Regions from separate parts of the Mus musculus genome. Here regions 1, 2, 4, 5 and 6 are each linked to region 3. Evidence: chromatin loops called from intact Hi-C (ENCODE). Cell type or tissue: heart. All regions are shown on one strand.

Region 1 (5,000 bases), 690 kb after region 3:
TCACAGAGTTAATTCTGCATTATTCTTTCTGCTGGATGCTACTTCCTTATTCTTAATATTTAAGGCCATCACAGCACGCCGACCACAACACACCGTTTTGGGAATTATGGGAAAACAAGTACAAGTGAAGACAATGAAACCTAATGTTTGGTGCTTAAGGGAATGAAATTCTCCAATGAAAGTTCTTTCACTGATTTTTAATTTTTATTTTCAAGTTGTGTCCAGCCTAAAAAGCAAATCGTTAGAATTTAAGAGTTCTAGAAGCGCATCAAGAACTTGCTCCTTTTTAGTGTAAAGAAATAGTTTTTTTTTCCCCCAGATATGAAGAACTGTAATTGGAGGAGGTTGTATGTGTTGCCATCCCTCACCCGCCTCACGTTCACTCTGTTACTTGGAGCACTGTGTTTAAGGGGCGTTCCGTCTCCTCTGACCAGCCATTCTGTTAAATCCAGTTTTCAGTTACATTCAGTTACTCAGGCTTCTGCTAGTCTCGTAATTGTATTATTATGTCAAAAGAAGATAATGATAGTGGATTAAATGGATGTGCCAAAGCTTGATCCCATCCATCTATGTGCAGGTTATTTACAGTAGGCAAGGCTGGGATCCAAGGTTGTGTCACCAGTCAGCTGGTGAGGGTGAGTAGGTAAGACGTTAGTCCCTAGTGGCCTTTATCCTCTACTGTACAGAGCTTGGCAGCAGTAAGAAGAGACGCAGGTCATCCGAGCACCAGTTGCATCCTGCAATGTTACTGTCTGGGTACAAGACCCAGGTGTGGGATTCTCGACTCTTGGTAGTCACAGCTACAGCTCAGCCTGGGGGTTGACTCTTGGCTCTGAAAATATGACCACTCTCTGGAACTGTTGCGACAGGATACTATGGGTTGACGTTTCTGACTCTTACAGACTTTTATACCCTCCTCCCCTGTCAAGATTGATTGATTGATTTATGTTTTGCCTGCGTGTATGTCTATGTATCACATGCATGCAGTGCCCTCAAAGACCAGAAGAGGGCATCAGGGCCTCCGGAACTGGAGTTAGAGATGTGAGCCGCCATATAAAAGTGCTGAGCACCAAATCCCGGTCTTCTGCAAGAACAGCAAGTACCCCTAACCACTGAGCCATCTTCTCAGCCCGTACTGGCCCTCTCTTACCGACTTTGGTTCTGTCCTGACTGCTCTGGAACTTTTCTTTACAGAGCCTCTTCCCGTACGTAGTCAGCCACGGCCAGGACTTGGGGTACCTGAGACAATAAACAGGAGTTGGGGGGAGGGTGTCACCATGTGGACTGTCCTTGGGTAGCTAGGGTTATTCAAGCACAGCATCCCTTGTCAGGCACGGGATGGAGTCTTAGGAGGGCGGATGAGATCACCATTGGAATCTGGATACACTGGCAGTTGTTAGTGATCTGACATCAGTGCTGGGAACCAAAGAGTGCTCACTGCTCGTGCTCGTGGTACTGTTTTCTAACTATATCTACACTGACGTGGAGTAGGGTGTATGCTGACTTCCATCTGAAGGCCATAGAAACAACCCAGCTTCATAGCAAGCCATTGTGGTGTAGGTAGCATTGCAGATGAGGCACAGGTAGTGAAGTAGGCTGGCAGACAGTCTGGCTCAGCACAGTATGCTGTATTGAGTCTTCACTTGAGTCCTATAAGGTCTTCCTGCTGAAAAGGCCTTGGCTCAAGCTATCCCTTTACAGATTATCCAGTCAGGGGAGCGGGCGTTGTCTAGGTGTGCTTTAATGTGATCCTAAGATGAGGCCAGGATAGTGTATTATTTATTTTTAAATTAAAAAAAATATTTTAGATGTATGGGTGTTTTGACATGTGTCTGTGTATCGTGTGCATGCAGTGCCCCCAGAAACCAGAAGAGGGCATCAGAACTTCTTGGAACTGGAGTATCAGAGGGTTGTGCGCTAACATGTGATGCTGTAATTCAAACCTCAGTTGGGTCCTCTGGAGGAGCAGCTAGTGCTGCCATCTGCTGAGCCGCCTGTCCGTCTGTCCATGATTTCAGATGACTTAGTTAACTGCCTTCCCTTCTAAGACCTTTCTGTCATTGCTTCTAGGCACTGCACACCTGTACACGTGCTGTTGGCTTTTTTTTATTTTTATTATTATTTTTTTAAGGACTAGGGAATCCACAGCGTTTTGCCTTAAAGCGATCAGCAGAAAGCCTTTTCACTACATGTGCTCAGATGTAGTCATGACAGAGCGCACTGTATTTTGGTAGCTTCTCTTTTTCAGAGAGGCATCTTCTGATGCATTGGAACGGCAGCTAAGCTTATTTATTCTTCCCTAGCTAGGCAGGAGCGTCGAGTGGCCATCTGCGAGGCGCGTCTGTTCTGAAAGGAATTTAGCAGGGAGCGAGTGGCGTCGTTGAAACCTCTTCAGTTCCAGGAGTCAAAATATTAAATAGCTCGAGTCTGAAGTCAGACGTTTAAAATGCTGCTCTCTGGAGCCGAGAGTGAAGACAGTTGTGTCTTTTCTAAGAAAGGAAAAGGTGTTCACTATGAAGTGAGCTTCCTTACAGAGAAGTCTCCTGAAAAGCAAATTCCCGTGACACCTGAGGACAGTGGTCCTCAACCTTCTCAGTGCCGTGACCCTTTAATGCAGCTCCTCACGTGTGGCGACCCCACCCATAAAGTCATTCTGTTACTACTTCATAACTGTAATTTGCTATTGTTGAGTCGTAGTGTAAATATCTGATATGCAGGCTATCTGATAAAAGGGTCAGAGAATGCTTAGAGCAGTGAAGACCTAAGATCCAGGTTCTGTGTTAGAGGATCAACATGATGCCCATATTACCCAAAAGCTGATAAAGGGGTTTTCAGAATGGTAACCTTTTAATGACTCCCTGTGTGCCCAAACAGTTTACCACATCAAGAGCGAAGCTAAGATATGGTAGGGGAGACACGGCTAGGAATCAGGATGCTTGGGATTCCTAGATCTCTATATAGCATCCTAATAGCACACCGAGATGTAGATTCTTGCTATTTTTTTTTTAAAGATTGATTTATTTATCTTATGTATATGGGTACACACTGTAGCTGTACAGATGGTTGTGAGCCTGCATGTGGTTGTTGGGAATTGAATTTTAGGACCTCTGCTTACTCTGGTCAACCCTGCTTGCTCAGACCCAAAGATTTATTATAAATAGGTACACTGTAGCTACCTATCTTCAGATGCACCAGAAGAGGGCATCAGATCTCATTACAGGTGGTTGTGAGTCACCATGTGGTTGTTGGGATTTGAACTCAGGACCTTTGGAAGAGCAGTCTTTGAGTGTTCTTACCCATTGAGCCATCTCGACAGCCCCCAAGTCTTGCTTTTTTTTGTTTGTTTGTTTTTTGTTTTTGTTTTTTTGTTTTTCGAGACAGGGTTTCTCTGTATAGTCTTGGCTGTCCTGGAACTCACTCTGTAGACCAGGCTGCCCTCGAACTCAGAAATCAGCCTGCCCTCTGCCTCCTGAGTACTGGGATTAAAGGAGTGCGCCACCACCGCCGGCTTCCTTAGTCACTTTTTGTCTTAGTCATAGAGGTAGGTGTCCCAGTTGAAGTTTGGCTAGTCTAGCTATTCAGGAATGTGTTAATCCCCCTCAATATTTCTGCCTGTGAGCACTGGAATTATAGACCTACCCCTACACCCATCGGGCCTCTGCAGGGTGCTGGGGATTTGAACTATGGGCTTCACGCTTGTGTGCTAAGTACTTTACCTGCTGAGACAACCTTTGTCCTAATGTTTTATACGTTACGTCATGACAGTGGTCACATGGAAACTTTACTATTGCTAACCACATTTTCAGGTAAGGTCACTGCAATGGAGAGAGTTGATAATCAGAAAGCCTAAGTAGCATTTAGATAGGACATCGCCTAGAAGCGGAGAGATTCTCCAGCAACAGCAGCTGATAGCGTTCCTGTCAGCTCTGCCTCACCTATGCCCCCTTTTCCTTTAGGATTATGTTATGGTTAGTGAAGAGAAGAACCACGCGTTCTAGGCAACATGCAGATCAGAGACTCGATAGGGGGTTTAGGCCAGAGGGTGTGAGTAAAGTGAGTTTTTATCTCTTTACAGGAATGGCAAAGACTCAACTATGATATCTACACCCTGCGGCAGATCCGCAGGGAAGTGAGGAACCGATGGAGACGAATCTTAGAGGACTTGGGTGAGTCTGAGAGATTGTGAAGCTGTGCTTTTCCATCTTGGTGTTGCCGGTCTGTCTTAGACCCGCCAGCCACTGAGTACTGACATGTGGGCCTTTATCAGCTCCGAAAGCTTGGCCGTAGCTTAGGCGGCTTCCTAACCAGCTCCTTGACTTAAATCGGCCGTTTATGCTCATGTACGTCTGCCAGGAGCGCGTTGCCTCCTGAGTGCTTTTTCTCCCGACCCTGACTCTTTCCCAGAGTTCCTGACTCCACCCAGAAGTCCTGCCTTTCCCCGCCTGTTTTGCAATAGGCCACTCTGCTCTTTATTAAATCAGTCGGCAGGCGATGGAGAAGATGTTTACAGACGCTGAGACAGCCGATGCCTCATTACACAGTGCACAGGAGATTGTCTCAGCAATCTTTCTATCAATAGATTGTCAGCCACCGACTAATTAATTACTGATTAGGTCCTCAGCTTTTCTGTTATGCTCTCAAGCATAAACCTTGATTTTTCTGTTGTCCCCAGGCCATGTTACTTGGCCATATGACTTCATCTGCCCCCAAGTACAAGACAGCACCAGGTAGTGAAGTCGTGTGGGCGTTACTACTTACTGTTTTTGTCATTATTTATTGATTGAGTTAGACAGAGATCGATTATCCAAGTAGTGATAGCTTTATAAATATGACAGGTGAGAGAAATATTGTAAGAGATATTAAGACACAGTAGAAAATTCTCAAAGAAGCAAAAGGGAGAAAAAGTTGCAAGGGTGGGAAAATACACTTGGCATTATGGCAGACATTTAGTAGCGGCTTTTCTTAATTCTATTAGGATTGACTAAATATGTCCCAAACCA
Region 2 (5,000 bases), 140 kb after region 3:
AGAGAGAGAGAGAGAGAGAGAGAGAACAATCTGACCCCAGGGCCAGGTGGCCTGTGATTCTGGGGACAGCAACAATAGAGCTGTCTTGCACGGCTTCGGGAATAGCTGTATGATCTGTTCTCATCCTGCACGTTCCTAGATGGGCTAACTTCTCTTAAGTTGTCTCTCAGGCGATGGTCGTGCCCGTCTTTAATCCCAGCACCTGGGAGGCAGAGGCAGACGTATCTCTGAGTTCAGGGTCAGCCTGGTCTACAGAGCAAGTTCTAGGGCAGCCAGGGCTACAGAGAGAAACCCTGTCTCAAAAGAAACCAAGCACACACAGGTCTCTTCCTTTCCTCACGACTCACGTGTATAACCTATGGCTAAGGAGTGCAGAGGAGGTAGTGAATGTTACCGGACACTCTGCTTCGACCCTCAGCAGTCCTGGAAAGGTGCTCTGGCTGCCCTGTGTTTGTGGGGGTCTGGAAATTGTACTTATACGCCTTCTCCATGGATGTCTCCCATTGCAGACTTCATAGAGATCTTACATTGTGTCATCTTTCACAGAGTAGAGCTGAAGCATGAGACATGACTGAGAACTTTTAGGAATCTTAACATGATTTGAATAAACGTCTGTGTTTTCCTATAAGAAAGGGCTCCCATTCACACCACAGACCAGAGGTCCCATTACCACTGCAGCCCTCTGCCCGTGCTGATGATACACCCCAGTGCCCTTCATTCGTGGCTCCCTACCATGCCTGCCTTTGAGCCACAAGGTTCTTACGCCCTCCCCAGTCTTCCACCCCTCCCCTCGAAGCCCAGCTCCCAGCTGATCTTGGCCTTGACTCATTGGTGCTGACTCAACAAAGAAAAGCAGACCCCTCCCTTGGGCAGCTGGACAGTGGAGCAGGGCCAGAGTCTGCAGGAGTGGGCAAGAAGGCAGGCAAGAGGCGGGGAATCCATCAATCAGCTTGTCACCAAGTCTTTGCTGAGCCCCCCTGAAGACTTGGTCCCACGCCGAGTTGCACAATGGGGGTCCAGAGAAAGAGGGAAAAAAGACAGGAGCCTTCATTTGGTTCTACAGCACTTTAGGGGCTTGAGTTTGGAGACCACAAAGCACAGTGTCACCTTGCCCACTGTCACACAGAGGTGGAGGTCACATGTTGAAAGGAAAAGCCAGCTCTAGTGTCATGTGTGCAGGGAAGTGAGAAGGCAGCACCCAAGGAGGGTCTTGAAGCTGCATTTCCAAGGCTTTGGGCACAAGGTCATGTTAGCTGAGATGGGAGAAGGATGAATGGAAACTGGTGATTTTAAAGCTCCGAATCATTATTAGCCCCCACATCCCTCCCTTACCAGCCTGCTGGCGATGGGGCACTGACTGCCTTTTCAGTCAAAGCACTGTTTCGGGGCTGGAGAGATGGCTCAGCGGTTAAGAGCACTGACTGCTTTTCTGAAGGTCCTGAGTTCAAATCCCAGCAACCACATGGTGGCTCACAACCATCTGTAACAAGATCTGAAGCCCTCTTCTGGAGTGTCTGAAGACAGTTACAGTGTACTTACATATTATAAATAAATCTAAAAAAAAAAAAAAAAAAAGAGCACTGTTTCTACATGTCCCTACCACAATGAACTGCTGTATTACTGAGCAAAAAGATTTACTTATTTTATGTATATGAGTGCTCTAACATATACACCTGCATTTCAGAAGACGGCATCAGATCTTGGTAGAAATGGTTGTGAGCCACCATGTGGGATTTGAACTCAGGACATCCGGAAGAGCAGCCAGTGCTCTTAACTGCTGAGCCATCTCTCCAGCTCGAGCAATTTTTTTTTAAAGATTTTTTTTTATGTGTGTGAGAGTTTTGCTTATACCTAAGTACATTACCTGTGTGCAATGGACCATACATCCTATCATAGTCTTTTAATTGTATATTCTCATTGGATCCCCCAGAGTTGGAATTACAGGCCATTATCAACCATGTGGGTGTTGGGAATTGAACCCAGGTCCTTTGGAAGAGCAGCCAGTGCTGTTAATCTCCAAACCATCTTTGAAGCCCAACAAAGTAGGTTTTAAACTCTCCTTGCACACACAGAGCAGGCAAAGGGCCATAAGGGATGAGAGTAATGGGACCTGGCGTGAGGAAGGCTGCATTTGGAATCCTAAAGCCCTAGCTAGAGATTGGAATCCTCACACCACTTCTTATCCCCGACACAGCTCATTCCCAGTGCTCAGTCATTCAGTTCCTGGGTTTTGCTGGCCTCCGCTCCTGAGGAGAAAGGGCATGCATCTCACTGGCCTTTGGAAGCAGCAGGGCTGTTGGTGTGCTGTGGCCACTCTCATCAGGGAAGTCATACCTGTGCACGGAACAAAGTTAAGAGCGGGAGAAAGAGAAGCACTCTGATCCCTCCAAGTCCTCTCAGCCTCAGCAAGGGCTCCCCCTGCTGTTCACTACCTACACTCCTTTTGCCTGCCCCGGGTTAATCAGCAGAATCCCAATGGCAGTTTCTTAACAGTGTCTTATGTAGTGGCACTTTCTCTCCAGCCTGTCTGTAGTGGCCTTTTAGCGTTATATACTTATCACTTGCTGAGACTGGCCTCCAACCATCAAAACCCCTCACAGATACCACTCTGTACCTTGGTTTCTTTATCTATAGAGAACAAAGCTCTTCTGTTGCCCAAGCCAGTGAACGGGGAGGTGAAGTTGAAGCACGGAACTCCTTGTGGACTTCATTCTTTCCCCATTCAATGACTCTCTTCAAGTAGAAAATCTTAGAGTTTTTGTCATCTATAAAAGGGGGAAAGAATTCCATTAGGTTCTTGAGTTTGGAGCAATTAAAAGAGGAAGAAGTGCTGGGGAAAAGAAACCTGATGACAGGCCGAGTGTGGTGGTGTAAGCCTTTAATCCCAGCACTCGGGAGGCAGAGGCATGCGGATTTCTGAGTTCGAGGCCAGCCTGGTCTACAGAGTGAGTTCCAGGACAGCCAGAGCTACACAGAGAAACCCTGTCTCGAAAAAACAAAACAAAACAAAAAAAAAAAAAAAAAAAAAAAAGAAAAAAGAAAAAGAAACCTGATGACACAAAGGTCTTACTAGCTACAGTACAACGAAGCATGGAGCATGTGGGTCCAGGACTGGCTAGACATGCAGGACTCAAGGCATGTGTGCCTCTAGCTACCCCAGGCTGGGAAGTGCTGGGTCTTAAATAGATGTGTCTACCTCAGACCCTTGGAACACAGCCTGGATCATGCTAAGGGAATGAGTTAGGTATTTCTAGGCCCTGCCCCCCAAAGCTAATTGGGACACAGGGAATAAAACATGGCAGTATACAAGCAGAACAGGACTGTTGAGTTGAAAGCATAGTTGCTTGGTGGAGAAGGTGAGGTATAAATTACTTAAAGAGCAAGGTGTGGCAGAGTTTGCCTGTAACTCAGCATTCAAGAGGGCTGAGAGGCAGGAAGATCAAAAGTCCCAGGTCAGTCTGGGCTACAGGACGAGACCCTGTGTAACCACCACCACCATGATCGTAACAAGTATACAAACATACCCAGTTAAATGAGCACAGAACAAGCCTCCAAAACTTAGAACATCAAAAAAAGATACATGTAATTCCAATAAATCAGTAAGCACTGGTCTTATTGAGTGGACAGTTTCACGTGTGCACGTGGGTGTAAACTCAGAGCACAAACAGTCCGACTCCACGGGCATCCCTCAAGCTACACTTCCAGAGCCTACCACTAACTCCATCCAGAAACAGGGGTCTCCTGACATCACTGTAACCTCTTGGCACCCTTTTTGGACCAGAATTTGCTTATCGCTCCCACTCTGCCTCTGTCAATACTATAGCTACAAAACCCAGAGTATGACAAAGTTAGTTAAAACATCCCTCCTGTACTGACGTTTTCTCCTGATGAGTCTAACAACATGGACAGAGACGTGGACACCCTGATCAGAGAAACACCTTCTTAGTCCACAGTGTTTATGTATTGTATGGTGCATTTTCACTGCAAAAAGTTTTTTACAATTTTTAATTCTTAAAGTTCTTCCCCCCTAACTAGCAGCTCTAGGAAATACACTCAAGACTATCCTAATTGTGTACTCGTGGGGCATCTGTCTCAGATGGCCTAAGACTAACTCTTTTAGGTTTAATTCTTTACCTAGTCAGCTAGGTTACATTCTGACATGGTGGAATTAATAAAGAACTTAGCACTTACTAACCTGTAACTACATATGCTAATATGCATTTGTGAGGGTTCTCTGACCTCTCAGAATTCTAGACTGCTCCGTCCTTTCCTGCTTACTCAGTAGCGCCCCCTGGTGTTCCATACGCTTGCAGTCAACACATGACATTTTTATGCTTTGCTCAAGGGAGTAACATCTGTCGATAAGTATTTTTGTGATTAGAGATAGACTCTCAAAGAATTTGTGTAAAATGTCTAGGTTCCAAGGTCAAAGTGCACTATATAACGGTATTGGCAACCATATCATATGCTAAGAGGGTAATCTCTAAAGCCAGCTTACAAAATAAATTACAGACACATTGATACACAAGCAGTAATTATTGTCTTTCCCTTTTAAATTTTTAGGCATACCTCAACATCTAATACCAACATACAAAACCAAATAAAGTGGAAAGTCACAAAGAGGGAGGTAGCTCCAGCCTAGCATGGAAAAATGTTTCCAAGTGTTGAAACATTCTCACATTTTTCTTTTGCTTGGCATAGTCACGTTTAGAATTCAGCTTCCAAGCTGGGCATGGTGGCACAGACTTTTGATACCAGCACTTAGGAGACAGAGGCAAGCAGATCAGCCTGAGCAAAGAAACCCCATCTCCCGGCTTTGCTGGCTGGCCTTGTTCTTTGGCACCAGCCAGTCCCCCTGGATGGAGCACTGCTCTGGGTTCTTGGTGTCTTTAATTTGTTCCCAGGAGCACTTAGAGAGAGACATTGATGCTGGTTTCCTCAGTGTTTCTGCATCCTGGAAACATGGAAACTAATGCAGGTGCTTTCTCCTGCTGAGCTCT
Region 3 (5,000 bases):
CACATTACAGGCCTAGCTGGGGAGATGAAGGTGATGGACCATCCATTCTGCCCCCTCCACACACACACTAAATACTGAGGCTCGAAGGAGAGCTAGTATCCCGGACCTTGCAGTCATCTGGTAAGAGGGGCCTCGTTTCCCACAGTCCACTGGTCCTCTGGGAGCCATCAAACATCTTCCCTGGGGCTTCTCAGTCCTCCAGGTCACAGAGCCAGAGACCCAAACACCATGTTTTAGGTCAAAATGAAGTGTGGAAGATGCAGGCAGTGCTGCAGAGCGGGAACGGGTGCTTGTGAAAGTTGGCAGGGCAAGCGGAGGGTGCATGGGTGGCTCGCCATGTTAGGACACCTGGGAGAGTCTGCTGGCTTCTCTGTCAGAAGCTACTTGTCCTATGGTTACTATAGCCCATGCAATGTCTGAAGGAAGTAGGAGCCAGGGTTCTCCTCCTAGCTGTTTGTCCTCGGGGCTTATCCCCCTGAAGCCACATGAACGGAACCTGCTCCATATCCCTCCCGGCTCCGCAGGCCCTTATGTGGCCCTTGAAGCCTCGCCGTCTAACTCCTCACGACCTGTGGCCGTTCTGCCCCCTGGCTGCTCCAAACAATTCTTGATCAGAAGTCATAACCCACACGGCACATTCGGATCAGGCAACCTACCTGGACACTTACAGAGTGGACCGGAGCCTGGCTCCATTCTCTCTCCCATCCTCATTGGATGGCAGGCAGCTGGTCCAAGACCACGTGGCTCTGGTACCCTATTCAGTTCTTCCTTTTGCCACAATCCACTTAAGCCACACTCTGGGTCTCAGAACTCCCTGGTCTCCGATGACGTCATCACATCCACCCAACGGTCCGCGCCAGACCCCTAGGTATTAGTCCGGATTCCCCCACTTAGCTCTCCATCCAATGCTCCCAGCAGTCAGCTACTCCCTGAAAGCTCTCACTATCCTCCTTCTTCCTCGTTTGGATCATTTTCAGGGCTGCCTGGTGGATTCAACTCCATCTCTCCTCTCATGCCTTCTTCTCTCATCCACAATTGATTTCCAAACACATATCTAGTCTTATCCACCCTTGGCCTACGTTCAAGTCCCTCAGCAACACACCACATCCCTCCCGATAGGTTCCCTACAACGTTCCTCTTCAGCTGTCCCTCTGCTGCCTGCGCCCTAGGAATGACACCCATCCTCGGCCGTGTGCAGGCCTCCAGGCTCAGAGTGCAGCTCAGGCTTGAAGGCCTTCCACATGCTGCCTCCTCTTTCTGAACCCAATCCCTTAGAAAACATACACAGATGTGTGCACACGCAAGCTCTATTTCTTCATCTCAACTCTCCATTGCCGCTCCAAGGTGCCTTCCACAAGGCTGCTCGTCATTACACTACAGTGCTGGAGGATATGCCTCTGTCACATCATGCCATGAGACGGTCAATCATTTACAACACGGAAATGTAGACACTACAGGACAGAGGCCGTCATCTCTTGCAGCTCCACATGCAAACACTGCATCACCCTACTTAGCATGTAGTCATGACTACATTTAACCAACACTTACTGTGTGGCAGAAATGAATTTCTACCCTGCAAGCTGTTCTTTCAAACAGACATCATCCCAGTACTTAAAGCTGAGGTTTTAAAGGGTGTGTAGAAGTTAGAAATATGCACAAAGTCATACAATTTATAGTCAGGGACAAGCAAGGTCTTCCCAGTGTTGCTAGCACATCGAAGTACCAAAGATACACTTAGCAGATGCCACAGCTACAGCAGGGTGTCTGCAAATCCAGAGGGCACAGAGGAGGGCCAGCCTTGTGGACACGTACCCATGACATCACCTGGAGCTCAGAGCTCTAGTGTACTGTCTTTGGTGAACTTTCTTATCACTGCCTTGAAGTTCTTAGTAAGAACAAGAGGCCTCATAGTGTCCCAGGCCTTACAACTTAGGTCACTGGCCTTCCCTAGAAATCTTACAAGAGGTATACATAAAGATTCTCAGTCCCTGTTTCCACATCACCTAACTCTGGAAATCTATGGGAGAGCTTGTGAATCCTTATGAGAGAGCACCTCCATTTGACTTAATATAGGTTCCTGGGCCTCCCTTTAACTAATTGAAAAGCCAAAATGAGTTTGGCTGCAGTTACACATGCTGCCACATGGGGGCAGTATGGCCTCAGCGTTTAACAGTGGCCAGGCTTAAACTTCAGAGGTCTAGGTCTCCAGTGAGTGATGTGGGAACACATTCAATTAAAACCCTACCCAACCAGCCCCCTCTTTCAATGAACAGGGGACTAGCAATGGGCAGAGCAGGTTGTGGCAACATCAAGGGACTTTCACAAAATGTTTAGGAAGAAGCTCTCTGAGGCCCGTAGTAGCACAAGGATGACCCTGAAACATCCCTCTGATAGTGTTTCCCAGCAGCCTCCACAGGCTATGACCTTGTTCGTTGAAGATTAAACCATCCCCGCTAGGCCCAGGGGAAAATGCTCCCAAATGGGGATGCTTGATCCAGGGATGAGCCGCAACCTTGATACTGAGCAATAGGGCCTTTCTGGAAACCTTTGCCTGCCTGTAAAATGAAACTGGTAACTGTTTCTGTATCATGGGACTTAGTTGAATTCATGTATCTGTTCCATCCACCCTGAAGTAGCTCTTTTCCTGACAGGGGGTGTTCTCTAAGAATCTAATGTCCTGGCACCCGCCCAAAGTCCCAGGTGTCCCTCACCACCTCCGGATGTGCTAGATGATGAGTCTGAAGGGACTGAGCCAGCCCGCGAGAGAGGCCCCTCCACAGCCAGAGGGCTCAGGTGCAGACTGAAGTTGAGCTCAGCCTTGCACTGGGGAGAAAAATGGTTTGCCTTCCCCATGGCCCACAGCCAAAGGGTGAGGACAGTCCCTGGGCTTCACTGGGGCTTCCGGTACAGACAAAACATCGTGTTAGAGTCCTGCTACACATTGCTTCAAAAAGGGCTCCCCCACCCCCATACCCTGACTCAGTTCCCAGTCTCTTGGTCCAAGTTCTGTTCTTTTTTGAGACAGAGCTAAGGTGTCACCCTGGCTGTCCTAGAACTTGCTCTGGAAACCAGGCTGACCTTGAACTCAGACATCTGCCTGAAATGTGCACAAGCATGATCCAGTCTCAGCCCATGCTCTTTATCCACAGAGACCCCTTTGAAGCTGGCTGATTTGTTGATATGGGGCCAGTCACGCAAGCCACTCCAGGAGCAGCTTCTGAAAGCTCAGGGGTGACCTTTCTGAACAGCCCAGAAGCAAGGTCACCAGCCTTTCCTTGGGGGTTCAAGTGTAATTCCTTGTCCTGGACTGGGGTGGTGGTTTGAATGAAATGGTTTCATGGACCCATAGGAAGTGGCACTGTTAGGAGGAGTGGCCTTGTTGGAGTGGGTGTGACTTTGTTGGAGGAAGGGTGTCACTAGGGGTTCACTTTGAGGTCTCAGATGCTCAAGCCAGACCTGATGTCTCACTCTCTTCCTGCTGACTCTAAATCCAGATGTAGAACACAGGAACTCTCTAGCACCAAGTCTGCCTGCCTATTGGCATGCCACCATGCTTCCCACCGTAACAGACTAAACCTCTGAACTGTAAGTCGATCCCAATGAAATGTTTCCATTTAATTAAATCCCAATCAAAAGAGTTGCTGTGCTCATGTTTGAAGCAGAGACTGAAGGAAAGGCCATCCAGTGACTGTCCCATCTGGGAATCCATCCCGTATACAGTTAGTAAACCCAGACACTATTGTGGATGCCAACATGTGCTTGCTGACAGGAGCCTGATATAGCTGTCTCCTGAGAGGCTCTGCCAGTGCCTGACAGAGGTGAGTACACACAGCCATCCATTGGACTGAGCATAGGGTCTCCAGTGGAGGAGCTAGAGAAAGGACCCAAGTTGGAGCTGAAGGGGTTTGCAGCCCCACAGGAGGAACAACAATATGAACCAACCAGTACTCCCAGAGCTCCCAGGGACTAAACCACCAACCAAAGAGTACACAGGGAGGGACCCATGGTTCCAGCCGCATATGTAGCAGAGGATGGCCTTGTAGGAGGACATCAATGGGAGGAGAGGCCCTTGGTCTTGTGAAGGGTCCCACTGTAGGGGAATGCCAGAACAGGGAATCCGGAGTGGGTGGCTTAGTGAGCAGTGGGAGGGGGGATGGAATAGGGGAGTTCCAGAGGGGAAATGAGGAAAGGAAATAAAATTAAGTGTAAATAAAGAAAATACCTAATAAAAAGAAAATATGTCAGAAAAAAATGAGTTGCTTTGGTCAAGGTGTCTCTTCACAGCAATGGAAACCCCTAAGATACCTGAAAACTCCTTATTTCAGGGGGTAGGAGAGTCCCAATTTCAATGTTCCCCATTTCCCATCTCCCACTGCAATATCATCTGAAGCTTTCTACCGATGTTGCTTTGTATGGGTGTTTATATGCTGTGTAGCCCAGGCTAGACTAGACTCTCAGTCTTACCTGCTTCAGCCTCCCAAAAGCTGGGATTGTGGACTGTGCGTCCAGTGTCCAGTGTCCACACTCTTGTCCTCACTACCCATCTTCCTCAGTCAGTCCAGGGGGGTGGAAACCTTCCTTAGTGCAGCAGAGCCCTGGGTTCCACCGCAGGCCGGCATCTGGGTTCAGAAGCCTTTTTCTTGTCCCCATGTAAGATGGAAACAGTGACTTCCCCGCCATTCCAGGTATTAGGGACAAGGTGGGCATGAGCTCAGCAGACCATCCCCCCCCAAGACTCTTTCCCGGGACACCCCAAAGACTCAAGTAAGACACACACTTTTTATTTTTCCTTCCTTTAATCTTAAGTAAAAGAGACACAGGGATTCAAAAATAAAAATTTCTTTCCCCATTCCCAGGCCTGTACCCAGTGCCCTCCATACCACCCTTCCCCTCTCTAACAGAAGCAAGGGAGGTTCAGCTTAACAGCCGCTGGGGGGGGTCAGAGGGGGGCTTCTGAGCTCAGTGTTGGTCTCTTTCCAAATATAAATACATGTGTCAAA
Region 4 (5,000 bases), 230 kb after region 3:
GTGCTGGTAAGCCCCTTAGTAACTGCAACCAGGACACTGTTTTATGAATAGCCTCAACCTTAGAGCCTACCCATCATTAAAGCAATGGCTGATATATGCCCTATAAAAGCAGCATGTCAGAAATGAGAGGGAAAATAACTTTTTTTCTGAGACTCCAAGAAATGTTTATGAATTCAAACAAACGTCTTGGATCTGCCATCACAGCCCTCAGTTATCAGTCATGTCAGGGACATAATGACACTGAGCAAACACGTGGTGCTATCACTCTGAGACCCCCACTGGCAAACAAGGCCTGGGTGAGTGCCTCTAAAGACTTGGCTATACAGTTCTGGATTTCCACTTGGGCTTCCTGTGCCTACTTTCCTCACAGGGGAGATGAAGGCTGGGACTTTCCTAACTCTCTGCAGGAGGAAGGACTTCCCCATCGGTAAGATGGTCCTGCAGGCCGCTGTGAAGACTTGCAGTGCTTGAAGCCAGTGTACAGCAAGAGCTTGTACAAACACAAGCGTGACCAGAGACAGCCAGGGCTGAGAGCAAGGGACACTTGCAGAACATGTCATCTTCTTTTAAAAACATTTTTTTTTTTTATTTTCATGTGCATGAATGTTTTGCCTGCATGCATGTGCACTACATGTGTACCTGGCCCTCGTGGAAGCCAGAATAGACAGGGACTGAAGTTACAGATGGTTGTGAGCCACCATGTGGGTGCTGGGAATTGAACCCAGGTCCTCTGCAAGAGTAGCCAGTGTCCTTAGCTGCTAAGCCATCTCCCAGCCCAAGAACATGTCTTCTGCCATTCATTTACGGATCTTGTATTTCTCAGCCCTGGGCATGCCCAGGGGGACTCTAGCTACATTCCCTACCCCTGGGTTCCAGAAGAGCTCAGCAAACACGACCAGATCAGCTGTGGAGAAGGTGAGGCCCATGTTGGCGGCTGTGATGGACAACAGTGCCACTGTGTGCCCTTTGGACAGCTGGAACCGCTGGCACTGAGCCTCCCGGTCTGCTGAGGGAGTGGAGCCATCGATCCGGATGTGTTGAACGTTCTGTGTGACAAAGGAGAAACTGAGGTGAGCTGCTACAGTCTGCAGGGGCTGCCCAGCCAGCTCCTCTAGGTAGGGCCCAATGGCAGAACTGCTCTGCTACCCAATCCTTTAATTTCAGGCTGTTTCCCTTTACAAAACTGAAGGTTGGACTAATCCAATCGGTACAAGCACCTATTATCAAAGGAAACAATACAAACAGGCCTCTGTACATGGGCTGATTTTCCCATGCAGTAGTCTTTTGTAAAAGTATAGAATAGTATTGCCACCAGGACGCCAACTTTGATACAACTCAGAGATCTTCAGATAACTCATGCTACCTGTGCACTCATGTGTATGCATGCACATGAGTGTGGGGAGTGTATGCGTGTGCCCATGTCTTCACATGGATACTCATTCCACACATTTTTATCAGCAGGGCTTTCTATGTATTCATCTCCATAGTAGTGGTGAATGGTTTCTTGATCACAGGGTCCTTCTGAAGCCGTCTGAGAACTGACTCCCCACCTCTCTCTTCCCCAGTGCTCCCTGCCGCCGCCCCCCCCCCCCCCCCCCGGGCAGTACCAGCACACCCTGCATTCTGAGGTGTTTAATCTGTAATTGCTGTATAAATGTGATCAACATGGTGCCTCGGGGCTGAGCTTTTCCCTCAGCGACACCAACTGTAGAGCTGTCAAGTGTTGTCTACATCAGTACTCTGCTCAGGCTACTGTGGAGTGCTATCCACATCATGGCACATGCCTGTGGTCCCATGTCCATACAGGAGGGCATGGGCAGACCCATGGTGGGGGGAGGGGGGGGCTACTCTCAGTGAAGCTGGTAGGAATGTCTGTGAACAGGCTATGCTGTGTGAACTTAAGTTTTTGTTTCTTTGAGGTTGCTCTGGAGCCAACTTCTGGATTATAGATTAATTACATGTTTAGTCTGGCTGTTTTCTTTTAAGAAGCATTTAAAAATATTACTCTTTTCTCAATGAATATTGCATATCTTTTAAAGAAAAATTATATTTTATTTTTCACCCAAATCATACTGTAAACTACTAAAAAAATATTTATGTGACAATAGATAATTTAACCACTTCCCTCTCTCTCTCCCTCCCCTCCAATCCCTGCTCGCTCTGGCTCAAAGATTTATTTTCTTGTATGTGAGTACACTGTAGATGTCTTCAGACACACCAGAAGAGGACATCAGATCTTATTATGGATGGCTGTGAGCCACCATGTGGTTGCTTGTATTTGAATTCAGGACCTTCAGAAGAGCAGTCAGTACTCTTAACTGCTCAGCCATCTCTCCAGCCCCCCTAATTTTTTTCTAAAACAGAAGATTTGGTAGGTATTTATTCATCAATAGGTGAGTTAAAAAAAATCCCTGTGGTGTGCAGTGAGGTTTTACTCAGTACTAAAAAACTGTTGCTAAAACAATGATGAATCCTGGTATATGAACAAAAGACAGAAAACAAACACACAAACAAAAACTAAAAACAGAATATATATTGAATGATTCCATATTTATGTCCAACTCCAAACAATGCAAACTGATCAAGAGTGAGAACAGCTGGGCTCAGCCCAGAGGGAGGCGCAGGAGTGGGGATGGGGGCACGAGGACAGAGAGCCTGGGGGACGGGGGCAGAGGGTGATGGCCATGCTCACCGCCTCATCAAACTGCACTTTACGTACAGTCTATCACACAGCAACGGTTTTCTTTGGTTATAAAACTCAAATACCATAGCAAAAGGAAAAAAAAAAAAAAAAAGCAAGACTCTTGCTCACTCAGTCACAGTGTTGGTTTTGATGCAGCCGCCATTTTGTCTATGTCATACTGGTCGCTGCTAGTCTCCGCCATTTTGTCTATGTCATACTGGTCGCTGCTAGTCTCCCTGGCTAATTCCTTTGTATCAGTTTTCTTCCAAATCCTCTTTTACTTTGTATTTAGAAATATCAGCTTCCAAACGCTGACACCATTGCATACACTAGCAAGATTTTGCTGAAAGGACCCAGATATAGCTGTCTTTTGTGAGACTATGCCGGGGCCTAGCAAACACAGAAGTGGATGATCACAGTCAGCTATTGGATGGATCACACGGCCCCCAATGGAGGAGCTAGAGAAATTACCCAAGGAGCTAAAGGGAACTGCAACCCTATAGGTGGAACAACAATATGAACTAACCAGTACCCCGGAGCTCTTGACTCTAGCTGCATATGTATCAAAAGATGGCCTAGTCGGCCATCACTGTAAAGAGAGGCCCATTGGACTTGCAAACTTTATATGCCCCAGTACAGGGGAACCCCAGGGCCAAAAAGGGGGAGTGGGTGGGTAGGGGATTGGGGGGGTGGGTATGGGGGACCTTTGGGATAGCATTGAAAATGTAAACAAGGAAAATACCTAATTAAAAAAAAAAGAAAAGAAAAAAATTGGACTGCTGCCATGTATATGATATTTGCATGTGAACTTTGTTTTAACTTCTTAAAAATATTAAAACATATTAGTGAAAGACTGAAAAAAAAAAAAAGAAAGAAATATCTTAGCTTTCCAGATTGGATGGTTCAGTGAGTAAAGCTGCATCCTGCCAAGTCTGCCAACCTGAGTTTGAGCCCAGGAGAAGGACAGCCCTAAGACCCATGCGTTTAATGCAGTAAACAGTACGGTAGAGATTCAGTGACTGCCTCTCCCTGCCCCAGTTACTCGAGAGCTTCCCAGCGGTTATGTGCTGAATAAATGACGCGACTCCTTGGTTCCCGTTTCCTAGCTGTCTGTCGGATGCCATGATTCAGTGCTAGTGCCCTGTACATTGTACATAAGATGCTCAGGATCAAGTCTCCAATGTGCTGTCCTTTCTCAGACCTTACCTGCTTATTCTCTGAGATGTCCCTTAGGATAACAGTTAAGGTCCCTTAAAAACAAACAAATCTAATTGAGCCCTGCTGAGTGGTGCAGATCTCTAACCCAGCTGTCTGGGAGGCTGACATGGGAGGACCACAAGTTCAAAGCCCTGTCTGGACAACTCAGTGAGATACTGTATCAAATTTTTAAAAATTAAAGCAAGGGGGCTAGGCATGTAGCTCAGTAGTAGAAGACTTTTTTACTGCTGAACCATCCATTCAGCCATGATCAGTGTATTTTTTAAAATAACTCATTTTAGCATACTTATTTGAAATCTAAGTATTGTACTAAACTGTTTATTATACATTGTAATAGTTTTGTAATTGTCTTGGATTCCTGGAAAGCCCAGAAGCTCTTCTAGAGGTTACAGATTTAGTTCCTTCAGTCTGTTCCTAAACCATTTTGTATGCAAGAATTAAACCAAGAAGTAACCTTGAAGATCCACCGCTACAACTCACAGGGAAAAACTCCAAGAGAAAACTGTCATAGCCTTACTTAGTGAAAAACCCCTTAAATTAGTAACAAAAAACATAAGCTACAAAACAAGACATGAATAAACTTGACATGTAACTAAAACAATCAATCTTTTATGCAAAAAGAAGTTAATGAAGTAAAAAAAAAGACAACTGATTAATATCCAGAATTTATAAAGAATTTCTTTTAGTCAACAAGAAAAAGGCAAGCCAATAGAAAAATAGGGCAAAATAGGTGCAAACAGGATCCTCATAGAATAAGCCAAACTGACTCTTGTAACCGCCCCCCCCCCCAAAAAAAAAAGAAATATTTTCAGAGCAATGCAAATGGAAGCGAGAACAGAATCAGAGCTCATTTACTGGCCTGGCAAAAGTCGAAGTGTAAATATCTGACCACATGAAGTGTGGGTGAGAGCTCAGGGCTGCAAGGGTTAAACATCTGATCACATGAAGTGAGTGTAGTGGCTATTCCTGGTTGTCAACTTGACTATATTTGGAATGAACTACAATCCAGATTCGAAGGCTCACCAGTGACCCTTATCTGGAGGCTTGGAGATAGAAGTTTCTGATCTGGAACTTGGTATGGAGATCTTGAGGCACAGTG
Region 5 (5,000 bases), 550 kb after region 3:
ACAAAATTTAATTAAACAGAAACCACAAAAGACCTGAGCTCATAATTTCAAAGTAAACTATAGATTGAGTCACCAAGATGATACGGCTTTAACAGTCTATCCTCACAAACATTTTATGTTGTTAAAACACTATAATGTATTCAAGAAAGAAAATGAAGGGTCTTTTGGTGGGGAAAAAATAACCAAAAACCTAGGTTAGTAATCCAGAGACCTGGGTCTAGTCCTATCTCCTCTAATTAGCTCTGACCCCTAGGCAATGTCACTTAACCTCACTGTTAGTTCAGTCAGGCAGTAAGATGTTGGGCTTGATGAGGTCTAAAGCTGTTTGCAGAATTAACAGTCCTGATCCTACCAGTCTCATCCGTGCTTTTGTGCTGACCAGACAGAATGTGAGCTGTTCTGGGCATCATCTTAGGCGACAAAGACTGAAAAGTGACCAGTTAAGACGGTCATCATCTGACTCTAGAGGTGTTTGGAAAACTTGGACCAGCTCCTATAGTGGGGGATGAGCCCCCAATTTTGACGTTTTTGCAACACTCAAAGGAAATACTAGTTTCCCTTAGTTCATAAAGAATGGAATCACATGACACTCTGAAATTTAACAGGTTTCAGAAACAACAACAACCTATCTTGGGATGAACATTAATAAACTACAGAATACCTTTGAGAGGAATTCAAATTACATCCCACAGTGATTCCTTCAGCATAAAAATCTTTTTTTTTTTTAAATGTAGGCATCACAAAATATGCTGGCTGTGTTCCTTTAATAGGCGGCCACAAATCTACTTTTAAAGTAGCAAACACTAAAAGACTGGGAGTCTTTTGTCAAGAATTAGAGATTCAGAGTAAGGCATCAAAGAGTTTGACAGTGTAAATTCTGGTCTGGAAGAATGGTTTATGATAATTTAAAGTCTTTGGAAGCAGTAAGAAAACCAGGGAAGACAAACTGGGAGGGTACTGCAGCTCTTCATTACCACACTGAAGCAATACAACCTGCTAGAATTTTATCAAGTACATCTGCCACAGTAAGTCCTTCACGGGAGCTACAAAGTTCTCAGCAACTGAAGGCAGAGGAACAAAGGAAGCGAGCAACATCATTATGGGTTCATAATTTCATCAAATTCCCAAATGGGGGTGGAGGAAAACAGAGCTCCGTTATTGAACCCCTATCTTGTTTGTATTAAACGAATGAATGGATCCTTGCCATTGCATCTCTCTCTAGTGATCAAAAACAACCTCTCTAAAGTTTACAGTAATTTCCATTATTAATCTAGGATTCTAAGATCATAGATTCTTAGAAATTGAGCATTCTGTTTTGCTTTTCTTTCAGAGCTCCGAATGAATTCCCATTCACATGTTACCACTCATGGAAAGGGTGACCACGTTCTAATCACTTCAGTTCTTCATGTCTTGCTTGGTTCTCCTACTGACAAGCTAAGGGTAATAATGGTCGTCTCACGGTTTGGTGTGAAGATTTAATTAAATAGGAATAAAGGGCTTAGTTGTGCCTCACACAGTAAGCTTTCAATAAATTCGAGATTTTTAAATTATTATGAAGGTCATAATATTACGTAATATTACACCTTGAGTTATTTCATTCACAGAATCACAAAACCCCTCTGAAGTTTTACGAGCCTGGCATGTAGGGGATCTATCCTCGATAACTTACAAAGATTTTTAGAACCCAGGTTCGGAAGCAATAAAGGACGTCTGTGTTAGCAGGTGGCGTGGATAGAAAGTAAACTGAAGCAACGAGGGAGGAGGGAAGGGTGAGAGGCTGGAGAAGCAGGAGGGAGGATTTCGGAAGCGTGAAGGTGCACAAGACTCAAATGCAGAACTCCGAACCCCAAGTCTTTCGTTTTGAGCATCCATCCTTCAGTGCTGACTCAGCTGCGATTCCCACAGCTTCCACCCTCTAGAGATCCCCGGCTTAGGAAAGGCAAAAGGCCCTGCTCTCGGTACCTTATTACCGGACCACGCCATGCTGGTCCTCAGGTGATTTGATTACTTTTTCCGGGCGGAAACCTAGAGTGTCGCAACTCAGTTCCGGGCAACCCACAGATCCAGACGTCCCGCGTGCAAGGCGGGGAAGCCATGGGCTCTGAGCATGCGCAGAATTCTCTCCCTGCCTCCTTAGGCAAGGCTTTGTTCTCTGAGCCGCTAAAAGCCAGTCAGTACTGGGCTGGAGAAATGGCTCTGCCGTCTAAGACATTTGTCATCAAGCCTGACGAGCCCATTCAAGCTCCAGGCACCCATATTGTGGAGAAAAAGAACCAATTCCACAAGTTGCCCTCTGATCTCCACGTGTCCCACACATCACAATAAGTAAATAAATAAATTTAAAATAACAAGTTTAATAGTAAAAAAGTAAATAGGGGGTTAAAGGGAAAGGGTCCCAGGTTAGGAATGTGTACTGTTTTCGCAAGGGTATTTCAAAGCCCAGCACCTACATCAGCCTTCCGCGGATCTGACGCCCTCTTCTGGCCTCCACTCAATGCACATACCCACATGCAGCCGCGTGCATACATGATTTTTAAAACTAAAAAAAAAATAATAATTGCTATTACTCAATTGATAATAATCCCTTTCGCTAGCAATTTGTATTGGCACTCTGGAGTTAAAAGTCCCCTGTGTAAGATGAATCCACGAAGTCACTTAACTCCTCTAAAGGCCTTCTAAATATGATACTAAAAAAAAAAAAACCATGAACACGATGACCTTAGATCAACGTCCAAAGAGAAGAGTGAGAGTTCACCGAGTTAAAAGAAAAAGATGGCTCACAACCATCTGTAATGGGATCTGATGCCCTCTTCTGGTGTGTCTGAAGACAGCTACAGTGTACTCACATATATTAAATAAATAAATAAATCTTTAAAAAGGAAGAAAAAGTAGGAAAGGCATTCAACTCTACAGACAAAGTGGTTAAAACACCTTAGCCTCTGGGAAGAATTTCCTACTACCCTGGCGTGTCTGTGGCTGGGAAAGATGCCCTTTTCTAGAGATGGAGGCTGTCAATTCCCGTGAGTGTTCACCACTCATTTGCAAGGAAATTGCCCTGCAGTTCTTCCCTTCTGATAACCCTTGCACAGAAACTGCCTGTTTTCTATACAAAAATGACTCACAAGCTGCAGGTGGTTGGACAAAAGGTCCAGAGACCTGGAAAATGTCTGCAAACCTCTGTTCAATGTGGGAAACGTTCAATCAGATTCTCTTTTGTTGAAAATGGTCCCAAGAAAACAGGCACTAAAATTGATATGATTTGGAGAATTTTTGAAGAAGCCTTCAGGGAATGAAGGTTTAAAAATCGAAGCTGATAGGGTTCGAGAGATGGCTCAACAGTTAAATACATTCGCTGCTCTTGAACAGGACTGGGGTTCAGTTCACATATTACAGCTCACGGCCATCAGTAACTCCTGTTCCAGAGGATCCCATACCCTCTTCTGGGTTCTGAGGACACCAGGCACCCATGTGATACACAAACCTACATACGGGCAAAACACTCATACACAGAAAATAAACAAATAAAAATTTTAAAATAAACACAGTGGTGTCTAGACAGACACTTCGCACCCAGAGGACTCTTCCATGCTTTTATTCAGACTAGAGAATTTTTTGAAACTGAAACGTTATTTCTAGTTATAGTTTTACTATGGTTCATCTTTAGAGTTACTAGGGCTTTACCACAGAGAATGTTTGCAAGCTGTGTCATAGTTCCATCTCGGATAGAGTCTCTCTTTTCTCTTCCTCTCTCCCTCTTCTCTTTTTCCCCCTCTCTCCCCTCCTCCTTCTCTCTCCCTCCCTCCATCCCTTCTGTTTCTTTTACTCCCTCGTTTCTACAGACACACACACACACACACACACACACACACACTTCCAATACAAGTCTGTTTCCTAGGAAAAATAAAAAGAGGTTCTAGTAGCTGTCCTTGTTTGCATCTACACAATCTTTATGGAAGTCTCAAGAACCACCCACTTCTAAGCAGTTAGAAGACCATGGTCCTGAAAATGCATGGAGTTTAAGCATTGCTTGCTCTAAAAAAAAGCTTCCTTTAATCCAGGGGGAAAGAACAAACATGATTAATGCAGCAGAGTTCCTGGCTACTATCCGAAGGAACTCTAGAGAACCAAAGTATGGCAAACACGGCTCTGGCAGGCCTTGCCCTTCTCTCTCATCTCCTCTACCTTACTAAAAGTCATTAGATTGTATTCCTAAAGCTAGCCCTCAGAGTCTAGTCCTTATTTGCCCACTTCCTCCTCCTGAGGCACACCTAGCAAAGTGTTTAAGTCCAGCAATCAAAAGCCCCCTTTGGCTCACCTAATCAACATGACCAATTAAAAATCACCTTGTTCTAAGCCAGGCATGGTGACGCACACCTTTAATCCCAGAACTTGGAGGCAGAGGCAGGCAGATCTCTGAGTTAGAGGCCAGCCTGGTCTACAGAGTGAGTTCCAGGACAGCCAGGGCTACACAGAGAAACCCTGTCTCGTAAGACCAGAAAAAAAAGAAAGAGAAAAATCACCTTGTTCTAACATGGGGTCTCCCTTTTTACCTTTATAAGCTGTCATTTTCCTATGTGCCATGGCTGTCTATCCAGAGTCAGTCCTTTATCCCCATAAATACCCCTCCTCCCTCTCCATTGTTCCCTTCCTCTTCTCCCTCTTCCTCTGCCTCCTGTCTTTGTCTCTTAGTCCCTGCCCTCTGTCCCTCTGGGGCAAATAAATCTCCTTTGTGCTGAGAACTTGGTCTTGGAGGTCCTAAGCAGATACTTTCCCTTACAATAATTTTGTGGGGTTTGCCTTCATAATCCTTTGGTTAACAATAGCTGGGGCCTTACCTAGAGAACTCTCTCTGGGCTGGTCCTGACCAGGCTCTTTTTAGTAAAAAGCCTCTAATTTACTAAAACCAAACCTTGATTCATACTGATGAATCTCTGAAAGAGCCCAAACCTGCAACAAAGTTAAGAGTTCTTTTAAAAAGTAAGACCTATCATTCTGAATTT
Region 6 (5,000 bases), 540 kb after region 3:
ATGGCCGATACATGCAAGGTGGCCAATCCCACCTAGCAGCTCCCCCTGTTCAGCTGAGACAGAAGCCCCCTGGGAGCCATCTATGTAGGCCCTGCCCCCTGCATGAGGGATGCCGAGATCCCCTATGCTTTACTCTCAGGATCTTACAAGAACTGCAGAGAGATGCCAGACTTCTTCAAGTTACAAATTATAACGTCCAGTTGGTCCTGGCTGAACGGGCTGCTGAGGTCAGTGAACACTTCAATATGCTTCTTCCCAAACTTCTTCCCTCTAAAAGACAGAATGAACACATTAAGAAGTCATTCTCTGCCGGGCGTGGTGGCACACGCCTTTAACCCCAGCACTCGGGAGGCAGAGGCAGGCGGATTTCTGAGTTCGAGGCCAGCCTGGTCTACAGAGTGAGTTCCAGGACAGCCAAGGCTACACAGAGAAACCCTGTCTCAAAATAAAAAAAAAAAAGGTCATTCTTTGAGGCCTAGGGAGATGGCTCACCACAGAGACAACTGCCGTGCAAGCCTGTGGCCTGCAATCACCAAAACTCACCCAGGGCACACAAAGAAAACTAACTCCATGAAGTTGTCCTCTGGCCTCCAACATATGCTGTAGCATGCACACATAAGTGGACACACATGCGTGTATGCATGTGCACGCACAGACACAAAACACAAAAAACATTAAAAAAAAAAGAGAGAGATTTTAAAGGAAGTAGTCTCCTAAATTTTTTTCTAAGAGCTGAAATATACATGATCACTGATCAGAGAGATGGCGTGAATCTGATATAATTAAGTGTGGTTACATTCTCAAATGTAACCACAGTTACATTTGAGCTCAGTTGAGCTCAGTTGAGTTCCTATTAGATACAAAATCAGCTTCATATAGTTCACACTGGGCTCAACATTACAAAATGTAATATTCTTGTGTGCCCAGCCCTGGTTTCTAGCACTGTGACTGAAAGCAATGCCTTCCCACCTGCACAGCTTCAGAGCATAAACAAGGGACTCCAGATGTAAGAAGACATCAGCCTGGCAGCTGCACTTCCCAAACATCTTGCTGGGAACTACACCTGGGATTAGTTGCAGGATTTTGCAAAGGATACAGACTGAGAAACAATAATAAAAGACTCAGGCCCAGGATATTATCACAAAATGTCTTTTCAAACAATGCAACCCTATGTGTTCAAGGGCATACACTTTTAAGACTCAGTAATTAAGCAAATGGATTAGGAAGTTGACAGTTACTGTGTACAGCACACCAACTACTTATGGATCATACCACTTGGTACTTTTTAAAGATTTGGGGTTAACTAGTTTAAGCTAGTTAACAAGAAAACCAAAGTATGCCAAATACTTATTTCATCCAGAGAAACTCCCACCAAAGGTAGTCCTTTGTTTTAAACTTTCATAAGCTAGAAAGGCGCTGCCAGACTAACGCGCTACTTAATTAACAACAAACCACGCATCCTCTGAACACATGGACCCCTGTTTTTCCCAGAAAGCCCCACTCCTGTCTTCAGGTGAGACACTCACATGGTTTCACGCTGAATCAAATCCATGCACACAATCAGGGCGTCCAGGACTCAGCTAGTTAAGGATTGAAAGAACACCAACACTCCCTTCTTAACCATGAACATCACAGTTTCTCCCAGCAAAGCCCATACTACTGACAACAGCAGACACTGGACAACTTAAAAGGGCTTGCCCCATGTGTCCCAGACTCTATTTCATAAGTGCTTTATATACATCCTAACAAATAGTGTGGAGGAAAAAACACATATCCATTTAACAAAAACTCTAAGATGTCATTTAACAATTCTTAGAACCCATATTTCGTCAGCAATCCACTCTTAAATACAATGCAAGCCAGCAAGCAACACCAAACACAGCAGCACCTCCTAGTGGTCAAGAATGGTACTACTAATTTTTTAGAAAAATACTAAAGATTAGAACCCTATTCTCTGTGTGTGTGTGTTGAGACAGGGTTTTATTTTCATGGCTAATCTTGATTGTGAACTTGACACACTTAGGAGGCTGAACCTCAACTCAAGAATTGTCTCCATTAGATTGACCTGTTGGCATGTCTGCAGGCATTTTCTTAATAACTAAGCGGTGTAGAAGAGCCCAGACTACAGTGGGTGGTGCCATCTCTAGGCGGTGGGCGTGGGCTACTTGAGAAAGATAGCTGAACATGGGGGTGGAGGTGAGGGAGCCAGTAAGCAGCACTCCTCCATTTGTTTGTGCTTTAGGCTCCTGTCTGAGCTCTTGTATGGGCTTCCTCCCATAAGGAAGCTAAAATGAACCCTTTCCTCCCAGTTTGATTATGGTCCGTATCTTATCACACCAACAGAGAATCAAATTGGAGCAGGCCTCCATGGAAGAGATGAGAAATCTCTGCTTCAATAGCAACCTTATTTTTTGGCATAAAAACATCCTCCATCCAGAAGAGCGGAGCGGTTAGCACAGGAATCTGAATAGACGTCATTTGTGGTGGTTTGAATGAAAATGGCCCCTGAGGCTCGTAGGGAGTGGCACTATTTGAAAGGATTAGGTGTGACCATGTTGGAGCAGCAGTGACCTTGTTGGAGGAAATGTGTCACTGGGGTATCTGTCGTGCTCTTTCTCTCTCTCTCTCTCTCTCTCTCTCTCTCTCTCTCTCTCTCTCTCTCATGTGTCACTGGGGTATCTGTCTCTCTCTCTCTCTCTCTCTCTCTCTCTCTCTCTCTCTCTCTCTCTCTCTCTCTCTCTCACTGCCGCCTGTGGATTGAGATGTAGAACTCTCAGCTACTCTCCAGTCTGCACACTGCCATGATAAAGGACTGAACCTCTGAACTGCAAGCCAGCCCCAATGCAAACCCATCCCCTGGTCAGTATGTGCATATACTCCCTCGGACTCCCCCCTTCCTCTACTTCCTCTACTTCCCAACCTCTCAATATCACAGCGCAAAGAAAGAGCAAGACACTAGAAGCCCTGGAGCTGGGTACTAATTAACTCCATATTAATTACACAAACACCCTTTCCTCGGAGGAAAATATGCCCAGATAGTCAGTCACATCTGGGACTCCGGGAGAGCCTCACCAAACTGGATTATGACTCCCCAGATAAATGGGGAAATCTTGTCGTTTTAGGCACAGAAAGGATACAGTCGGCTTGCTGGGAACTTGGCTGGATTTTGTTTCCGATGTCTTCCAGCAAATCAAAATCTGGTAGCATCAGGTGTCTGCACACTGTGATGTTCTGATACTGGTCCTTGCCAGCAAGGGCATTATCAGTGCCATCTGTGCCATAGAGGACTAACGCAATCTCATCTTTGCTCTCCGAAAATACCTAGGAAGGAATAGCCAGAGGCTGAAGACTATTGGAATCACCTTGGAGAACACCTAACTTTCAGGGAGCAGGAAGACCATTACCCCCCTTAAGCAGGTCCCCAGGGCCACCAGATACTAGATTAAAAAAACATGGGACTACTAACAATGATAGTTATGCCCTAAGCACACTTTTTCTAGTTTTTAAATATTATTTTATTATTATATGTAGGTGGGTGTTTTGCCTATGTGTGCATCTGTTCATGTTTGTGGTTGGTGCCCCAAGAATATGGATCCCTGGGAAGTAGAGATGCAGATGGTTGTGAACCACCATGTGGGTGCTAGGAATTGAGCCCACCCTCTGGAAGGGCGGCCAGTGCTCTTAACCTCTGAGCAGTCTCTCCTGCACCTAAGCAGATTTGTCACTATCTGTAGGTCTTACCTTTCATCTCAGCACAGTAAGCGTGCATGCCTTGTTCTCTCTCTGCTCCTGACTTAGCTGTGACTGGCAGTTCAGTCCCTGCCTCCTTCACTTCCCCAGACGGGCTTGAACCTGGACCGTGAAGTAAAATAAACCCTTTCTCCTCTAAGCTATTTTTCATTAGGTTTTTTTTGTTGTTGTTGTTATACCAGAAACAGAAACTATAAACCAGGGCAGCTGTTTTTGAAGCAGGGTCTTTTCCTGTAGCCCAGGTTGGCTAAAAACTTGCTGTGTAGCCCATGCTGACCTCAAATGCCCCAGCCTTCTGAGGGCTGAGGCCAGCAGCATACATCACCACGCCCAGATTACAGAACTGCTTTATTCCTGAAAGCAACACTGTCTGATAGGGAAAATTATTTTTCTTACTTTGCACACAGGGCATTGAAGCATTATGTTACGTGTCTTCAAGATAGCCAACATCCATCCCTTTGCATTTTCAGGCTACTTTTTAATAAAAGAAGAGATTCTAATTCCTGCTCCATAATTAAATGTGACCTGGCCTTAATGACTTATTGACAAACACAAAACAACAAAAAGGCATTCTGAGATTTCTAAAGCTGGGCTATGACACTGACACAGGCAGGGCCTCTCCATGAAACCCATCAGCCATGAACAGTGACTCTCCCCCCACCCCCTTTTCTCTTGATTCTTTGACACAGGGTTTCTCTGTATAGTCCTGGCTGTCCTGGAACTTGCTCTGTAGACCAGGCTGGCCTGGAACTCAGAAATCCACCTGCCTCTGCCTCCCGAGTGCTGGGATTAAAGGCCTGGGCCACCATCCAGCTATGACTTTTTTTTTTTTTAAGATTTATTTATTGTTATATGTAAGTACACTATAGCTGTCTTCAGACACATCAGAAGAGGGCGTCAGATTTCATTACAGATGGTTGTGAGCCACCATGTGATTGCTGGGATTTGAACTCAGGACCTTCAGAAGATAAGTCAGTGCTCTGAACCGCTGAGCCATCTTGCCAGTCCCAGCTATGACTTTTTAAAAAAGTCAATTAAGATATTAATATTTGTGATGCACTGAAAAAAAAAATAACTGGACTGGGCACAAACAAATTTAAGGGCTTGCCCGAGATCTTGGGGTTAGTAAATGACAGGTAAAGCAAGGATTCAGATGCAACTTGTCAGCTCTAGAGACTTTTATTAAACATTTTATACTGCCTTTCCTTTCCGCTAAGCAACATTGTATCTAGAGAAGAGGCCTGATCAGG

The links. Hi-C counts contacts between places; a loop is a spot of excess contacts. Peaks named below come from ENCODE experiments on the same cell type or tissue, not always from the same donor. Only the 100,000 strongest peaks of a DNase experiment are listed, where the experiment ranks them.
Region 1: it touches region 3 in a loop (10-fold over the local background); 2 of 42 quality-filtered maps call a loop at or near these places.
Region 2: a loop joins it to region 3, with 11 times the contacts of the local background. A loop is called at or near these places in 37 of 42 quality-filtered maps.
Region 4: it touches region 3 in a loop (2.9-fold over the local background); 6 of 42 quality-filtered maps call a loop at or near these places.
Region 5: it touches region 3 in a loop (8-fold over the local background); 24 of 42 quality-filtered maps call a loop at or near these places.
Region 6: a loop joins it to region 3, with 10 times the contacts of the local background. A loop is called at or near these places in 24 of 42 quality-filtered maps.

What each region holds. Positions count from the first base shown.
Region 1 is chr1:72,163,238-72,168,237 of GRCm38, reverse strand. It overlaps Mreg (melanoregulin), which reads left to right. Exons shown (of 5, transcript NM_001005423.2): 3 at 4,076-4,166. Among named protein-coding and RNA genes, the nearest start is that of Gm4319, 42 kb to the right of the region's middle. In heart, a CTCF peak has its summit at 1,918 (motif pointing right); no DNase peak of the experiment used is centred here; H3K27ac peaks cover 217 bases.
Region 2 is chr1:72,716,454-72,721,453 of GRCm38, reverse strand. No RefSeq gene overlaps it. Among named protein-coding and RNA genes, the nearest start is that of Gm51632, 7.4 kb to the left of the region's middle. In heart, CTCF peaks have their summits at 2,423 (motif pointing left) and 4,290 (motif pointing left); no DNase peak of the experiment used is centred here; H3K27ac peaks cover 574 bases.
Region 3 is chr1:72,852,252-72,857,251 of GRCm38, reverse strand. It overlaps Igfbp2 (insulin-like growth factor binding protein 2), which reads right to left. Exons shown (of 4, transcript NM_008342.3): 4 at 4,778-5,000. Among named protein-coding and RNA genes, the nearest start is that of Igfbp5, 20 kb to the left of the region's middle. In heart, a CTCF peak has its summit at 2,142 (motif pointing right); no DNase peak of the experiment used is centred here; H3K27ac peaks cover 335 bases.
Region 4 is chr1:72,622,509-72,627,508 of GRCm38, reverse strand. Smarcal1 (SWI/SNF related matrix associated, actin dependent regulator of chromatin, subfamily a-like 1) reads right to left here. Exons shown (of 17, transcript NM_018817.2): 14 at 864-1,046. Among named protein-coding and RNA genes, the nearest start is that of Gm39662, 16 kb to the left of the region's middle. In heart, no CTCF peak of the experiment used is centred here; no DNase peak of the experiment used is centred here; H3K27ac peaks cover 206 bases.
Region 5 is chr1:72,304,530-72,309,529 of GRCm38, reverse strand. Xrcc5 (X-ray repair complementing defective repair in Chinese hamster cells 5) reads right to left here and starts at 2,109. Exons shown (of 21, transcript NM_009533.2): 1 at 1,963-2,109. The coding sequence starts at 1,983. In heart, a CTCF peak has its summit at 2,486 (motif pointing left); a DNase peak (open chromatin) is centred at 2,039; H3K4me3 peaks cover 1,529 bases; H3K27ac peaks cover 1,754 bases.
Region 6 is chr1:72,310,729-72,315,728 of GRCm38, reverse strand. Xrcc5 (X-ray repair complementing defective repair in Chinese hamster cells 5) reads right to left here. Exons shown (of 21, transcript NM_009533.2): 3 at 3,138-3,321; 4 at 1,527-1,575; 5 at 148-270. Among named protein-coding and RNA genes, the nearest start is that of Xrcc5, 5.8 kb to the right of the region's middle. In heart, a CTCF peak has its summit at 1,894 (motif pointing left); no DNase peak of the experiment used is centred here; H3K27me3 peaks cover 1,606 bases.